2 separate regions of the Homo sapiens genome follow, and region 1 is linked to region 2. A link is an interaction called in ENCODE POLR2A ChIA-PET data of the cell type or tissue named here. Cell type or tissue: HCT116. All regions are shown on one strand. Each heading gives the region's core, and the rest is flanking DNA. Links, peaks and the distances in the headings are about the cores only. Region 1 overlaps PPP3CA (protein phosphatase 3 catalytic subunit alpha). Region 2 overlaps PPP3CA (protein phosphatase 3 catalytic subunit alpha).

Region 1 (2,811 bases), core at 109-2,608, 110 kb after region 2:
AATGGCAGCACTAGCACTAATCAGCTATGATATATTGAACTATTCATTTAAATGTTCTCATATGTAAAACTGAAATAATAATATTCCACCTTGCAGGGCTGTCTGAGGATTAAAAAGTATATTGCATTGTGGCTGTCACTACCATATTTCAATATACCACTGATTATAAGACATATGATTAGTTTATCTATTTTTAAACAACAAAATGTTTTCCTATCACTTAGAATCTTTATCATACTTTATAAGTGAAACATTGATTAATATATTCCCAAATCTTCTTCCCATTGACTTTGGCTCATCAGTCATTTTTCACATCAGTATCATTCATGTTTTTACACCAAATATCATCTGTGCTATCAAATGTGTTCATCAGCCGGGTGTGTAATCCCAGCAATTTGGGAGGCTGAGGTGGGTAGATCACTGGAGGTCAGGAGTTAGAGACCAACCTGGCCAACATAATGAAACCCCGTCTCTACTAAAAATACAAAAATTAGCTGGACATGGTGGCATGTGCCTGTAGTCCCAGCTACTTGGCAGGCTGAGGCAGGAGAATGGCTTGAACCCGGGAGGCAGAGGTTGCAGTGAACCAAGATCGCGCCAGTGCACTGGAGCCTGGGTGACAGAACGAGACTCCGCCTCAAAAAAAAAAAAGTGTTCATGAAGCAATGTTTTTAAAGGAGCACTCCAGTATTATAACAAGGATTTTGTTGCTGGACTTCCTTGTTTGATGTATGATATGTGCTCTTCTGCTTGTATGTTGGCAAGAAAATATAACAGGCTTCATCAGCTTATGGTAATCTTTATTTCTCAAGTCCTTCCTACAAAGCATTTGGGTTTTGTTTTGTGTGAAAATTGGGAAATGCAGACAGTCATCCAATCAATAATGAATATTTTCTTTTCTATTACTAATGTGCACCTCACTGCCTTTTGTCTGTGTGTTTTTGAACAATAACATTTAGTTACTTGAAGACATTAAATAGCAATTAAACTCAACATACGTGGTTCCAACAATGCTTATAACTCAAAGAGACAATATAAACAGCTATAACTGAGTTCGTGCATGAGCGGGCAATGACAACTATAAATATATCATGACTAGTGTTTGACCAACAGCCACTTGAGAACCAGGCAAATTTCATAGTAGCTAAAATATTAAAAAAGTGCACCTTAGAATTGTAAAGTATATTGTTGTTTGATTAGTATAATTTTCCTTGACTGTAAGAGAGGTGTCTATTTAAATATGTACCTCTGTAGTTACATAAAAGAAGGGCTCAACAAGTATTTGCTTAATGGAGTACAGGTTACCAGGCATATTACAGTGGGGATTTTCTGATATTATCTACAGTAGAAGATTGCTAAATTACTTTCCAAACCTAGGATTATTTCATCCCAAAGCAATTAAAAAGGCAAGATGGGGGGAGTAGTAGGGAATCTGACTGAGTCATGCCCTGAAATACAACTAAAAGACCACTTTAAATAAGGAATTACAGAGACAACAAAGCTGGCTGTCTCTGTGGCTGAGGAATGGTTTGCAGTTCCCAGGTGTCATGCTCGGTGTGAGAACGCAAATAAACCTGTCCAGGCTCTCCCAGGTGTGCTATTGGGAATCATGTCATTTCCACAGCTTCTCTGTGGAGCACCTCAATGCCAGTATCCCTTCCCTACCCAACCAAACCAAAGGCTAGGGCTTCCCAGAGCAAGGGTAGGCTGATGTCCTTTGGAAGAGCTGAGCACCCACTCTCTCTGGTCTAGGTGTCTGCCTGTGGGATATTTTTACTTTTCACTGTGGCTGATTTTATTCTTTTCACAGGATCATCATCCTACATTAGTTTTAACTAGCCAATGCAATGCTTCCCTCCTCTCAACGTTTTCTCCTAATCTAAATGTGTCATAAGAAAGAGAGCAATTTACTACTCTCCATGGGCTGAGAGTAGGTACACATAAATTTGGGAAGCTCATTATAACTCACAGCTGTCAGTCCACAAAAAAAAAAAAAAACCTTCCACACACATGCACAAAAAAATAAAAAATTCAAACCAGCAAGGACTTTGTCTTTATTATTCTGCATTATATAAAACAGGTCACTAACAAGCGAGCAGTTGTATTTCCATATCTGTAAAATCAAGATCTCACTAATCTTTAAGTATTGCTTTTATCATATCACTCATCTGGGCAGAAATAAGCAATGGTTGCCTTTTGCCTAAATGACAGAAATCTAAATTCCTCATCATGGCACTACCATAACATATTCTGTCCTCTCAATACAAACTGGTTCTCTCTCACGTCTGCAGCCTTGTCTCATCAATCCCTTTGGAGAAATGGTTGGAATGGTTATGGGCTTGAGCTTTGATATTTACATAACTGATTTGAATCTTGGCTTTTCTTTCCTTAAGTGCATAATTTTTGGGTAAGTAACTAAGCTCCAATGAACATCAGAGTTCTCATCTCTAAAACAGAAATAAGACATCTATTCATTGGTTTATTGTGTGATATATTTAATCACCGAGCACATTAGCTGAAACATAGTAGGTTTATATAAATGGTAGCTATTATTACAGGTCAATTATCTCTTATCTGAAATGCTTGGGAACAGAAGTGTTTTGTATTTTGGATTTTTTGGGTTTTAGAATATTTATCTACTGAAAAGTTATCCATCCCTAATCCAAAAATCTAAAATCTTAAATATTCCAATGAGCATTTCCTTGGAGTGTCATGTTGGTACTCAAAAAGTTTCAGAATTTGGAGCCTTTTGGAATTCTCAAATTTTCAGATTAGGGATGCTCCCCTGTATAACAAAAGCATTCCACTCTG
Region 2 (2,783 bases), core at 284-2,783:
CCAGAGGTACACTGGCATGAGCAACTAAAGATTTCTATAGTTTCTCCAAAAGTGAAGGAGAGAAACCTAATAACTGATGGTCTAGAAAGGTTATCCCTTTTGAAGAAATAACTAGTTCTCTATCAACTTTTTTTGAGAGACCAAACTATTATGGAAAAATACACAGTATTACTTTCCTAACCACTCATCAGAAAGACCAAGCAATACTCACATCAACTGCTTATTTTAATGTCAAATGTTTATTTCTATGCCATAGTTGCCTCAGCACAATTTGTAAAAGAAAGGAATCCAAAAAAATGAATTTTTTTTAGTCAGGATATTTTCTCTGCAGTTATAAGAAAGAAAATAAACACCATGATACCAGAATCACCATTTCTTTCACATCATCACTCTAGTAAGTTGCATCTAAATATTTTCCTTGGTTGCCACTTTTTTTAGGATGGAGAAATATCCACAGGAAAAAATGTCTGAATTCATTAAAATAACCTTGGGATAGTCTTTGCCAGACTGTATCGAGAACATCTTTGTTTGGGTATGCTATATCGCTAATTGCCATATTCTTATTATTTAATATAACAGGCATACTTTATTATATAAAACAAAGTGCACTAAAGATGAACAATGTTACAAACAAACTGAAATTTGGTGTATCTTAAATCTTCGGGTGATGATTAGATAGTAGCTGAAGCGTGGGTATACAAATTTCTTGTTAATACAAATGCAACTCTTTTCTGTGATGAAAATGCACTTAGTAGCCTAGTACTTTTTGCTTTAGCAGATAGATAGGGCATCCAATACAACTGAAACAACCTGATAACAAATTAATTTTATTTTTCAATAAAAAGGAATGCTCTGGTTTTTTAACTGGCTCCTTGAGGAAGCCAGAAGATGGCATCTGCTCTTTAAACAGGCTTCTCTTATCTGATTTGAGACACAAATCCACCAAGATTCTTTCTTACAGTGGAAGTAGGCACCACCCCTCAGATCACGAGGCCCCTAGGAAGAAGCCTGTGGAAATCAGCCTGTGATGTGTGGTGGTGGGCCAGCACCTAGAAGACACATGGTGGTTGTGCACATAAATCCCTTCAGCGGACTCAGTGGAAGGATGAGAATTCTGTAAGTTCATGCACATTTTATTGAGTAGTAATATAAAATGCTTTTTCTTTTTCATTGTTACAAGTGCATGCTTTGATTGCCAACATGTCAGAAGTCAAATTACAAAGGCAAGGCTTTAGGCTGTAGTGAATTACTTGGGCACTTATACAATTGTTAAAAAATATGAATGGACTTTTGTTGTTGTTGTTTTCAGAATGAACCAGTTGTAACCCGTAACTGATATACAAAGGGAAAAAAGTGAAAAAAGTACATATTTTGTGGCACATGACAGAACAGAACAAAATAACTAAACTGTTATGACATTAACAGTTGCCATGCATTTAGAGTTTCACATGTAACTACAAACTTATTATAATTTCACAAGGTTTGCTAAACATGCTAACCATCTACATGTGCATTGACAAGCTTATGTTAAAAACTTTAAAGAATACTCTCCCCTTTAGATTTTTTCAAAGCTTTTTTTTGATTACAAAATTTCAAAGGCATTAAGCATTTTAGAGAATATAAAGTACGCCAGTATACATACATTTCCAGTATATGTCAGACCACTAAGCGCATTACAGTCCCATACAGGCCGATACAGCCATTTTTTTTTTCTTAAAAAACATGCATAGGCAGATTTTTTTTTTTTTTACAGAATATAGATGCTTTATCACTGTACTTAATATGGTGTCTTGTTCACTATACTTAAAAATGCACCACTCATAAATATTTAATTCAGCAAGCCACAACCAAGACTTGATTTTATCAACAAAAACCCCTAAATATAAACGGCAAAAAAGATAGATATAATTATTCCAGTTTTTTTAAAACTTAAAAGATATTCCATTGCCGAATTAAGAAGAAGATAAGTGTTATATGGAAAGAAGGGCATTCAAGCACACTAAAGAAACCTGAGGTAAGCATAATCTGTACAAAATTAAACTGTCCTTTTTGGCATTTTAACAAATTTGCAACGTTCTTTTTTTTCTTTTTCTGTTTTTTTTTTTTTTTAAGACTGCCTAATTCAGTTTATAGCCATTGTCTGACAAGAGTAGCAAAACATTATCAATAAATAGTCCTTAGTTTGTACATCATTTTGTTAAAAATGTTTGATGTCATCCATTTTTAGTGCTGCGACTGTAAACGTACAATAGAGTAAGAAATTAGACAAAGTTTTCATGTCCAGTAACAGAATAAAAGGCCTTTCATTAACCTATCTAGAAGTCCCCAATGCAGTAGGAAAACATGTTCATTCCCCTAACATTGCAGTATATACTAGCATTAGCTTTCTTTTTAAAATTTTTTTTCTCTATAAGCATTTTTAAAAGGCATACCCAAAAGAGGTGTTTAATCACCATCCCCACCAAAATATAGTTTATTATCTCTCTCCCTCTTTTTTAATGATAGTGTAAACTGAATCCAATTCCTGGCCCCCAGAGCAAATAAGCTACTGTCAGAGGCAAGAACATCCAACTGCTGATATGCAGCAATCCCCATCATGCCCCGCAGCTCAAAAAAAAAAAAAAAAAAAAAAAAAAAAAGTGAACAGGAAGTGGTCACTGAATATTGCTGCTATTACTGCCATTGCTGTCCGTGCCGTTAGTCTCTGAGGTGAGAGCCTTGTTGATGGAGTTAAGGTTGGCGTCAGAGGGCATGGCATCTCTGCGAGGCGGCATCCTCTCATT

The links. Peaks named below come from ENCODE experiments on the same cell type or tissue, not always from the same donor. Only the 100,000 strongest peaks of a DNase experiment are listed, where the experiment ranks them.
Region 1: POLR2A ChIA-PET joins it to region 2 with 5 read pairs; 1 of 35 experiments calls an interaction of 5 or more read pairs at or near these places.

The regions. Positions count from the first base shown.
Region 1 is chr4:101,135,902-101,138,712 of GRCh38, forward strand. All of the region lies in intron 2 of PPP3CA (protein phosphatase 3 catalytic subunit alpha), which reads right to left. Among named protein-coding and RNA genes, the nearest start is that of MIR8066, 100 kb to the right of the region's middle. In HCT116, for the core only: no CTCF peak of the experiment used is centred there; no DNase peak of the experiment used is centred there; H3K4me3 peaks cover 1,917 bases; H3K27ac peaks cover 2,500 bases.
Region 2 is chr4:101,023,211-101,025,993 of GRCh38, forward strand. It overlaps PPP3CA (protein phosphatase 3 catalytic subunit alpha), which reads right to left. Exons shown (of 14, transcript NM_000944.5): 14 at 208-2,783. The coding sequence ends at 2,655. Among named protein-coding and RNA genes, the nearest start is that of LINC01218, 140 kb to the left of the region's middle. In HCT116, for the core only: no CTCF peak of the experiment used is centred there; no DNase peak of the experiment used is centred there; H3K27ac peaks cover 1,248 bases.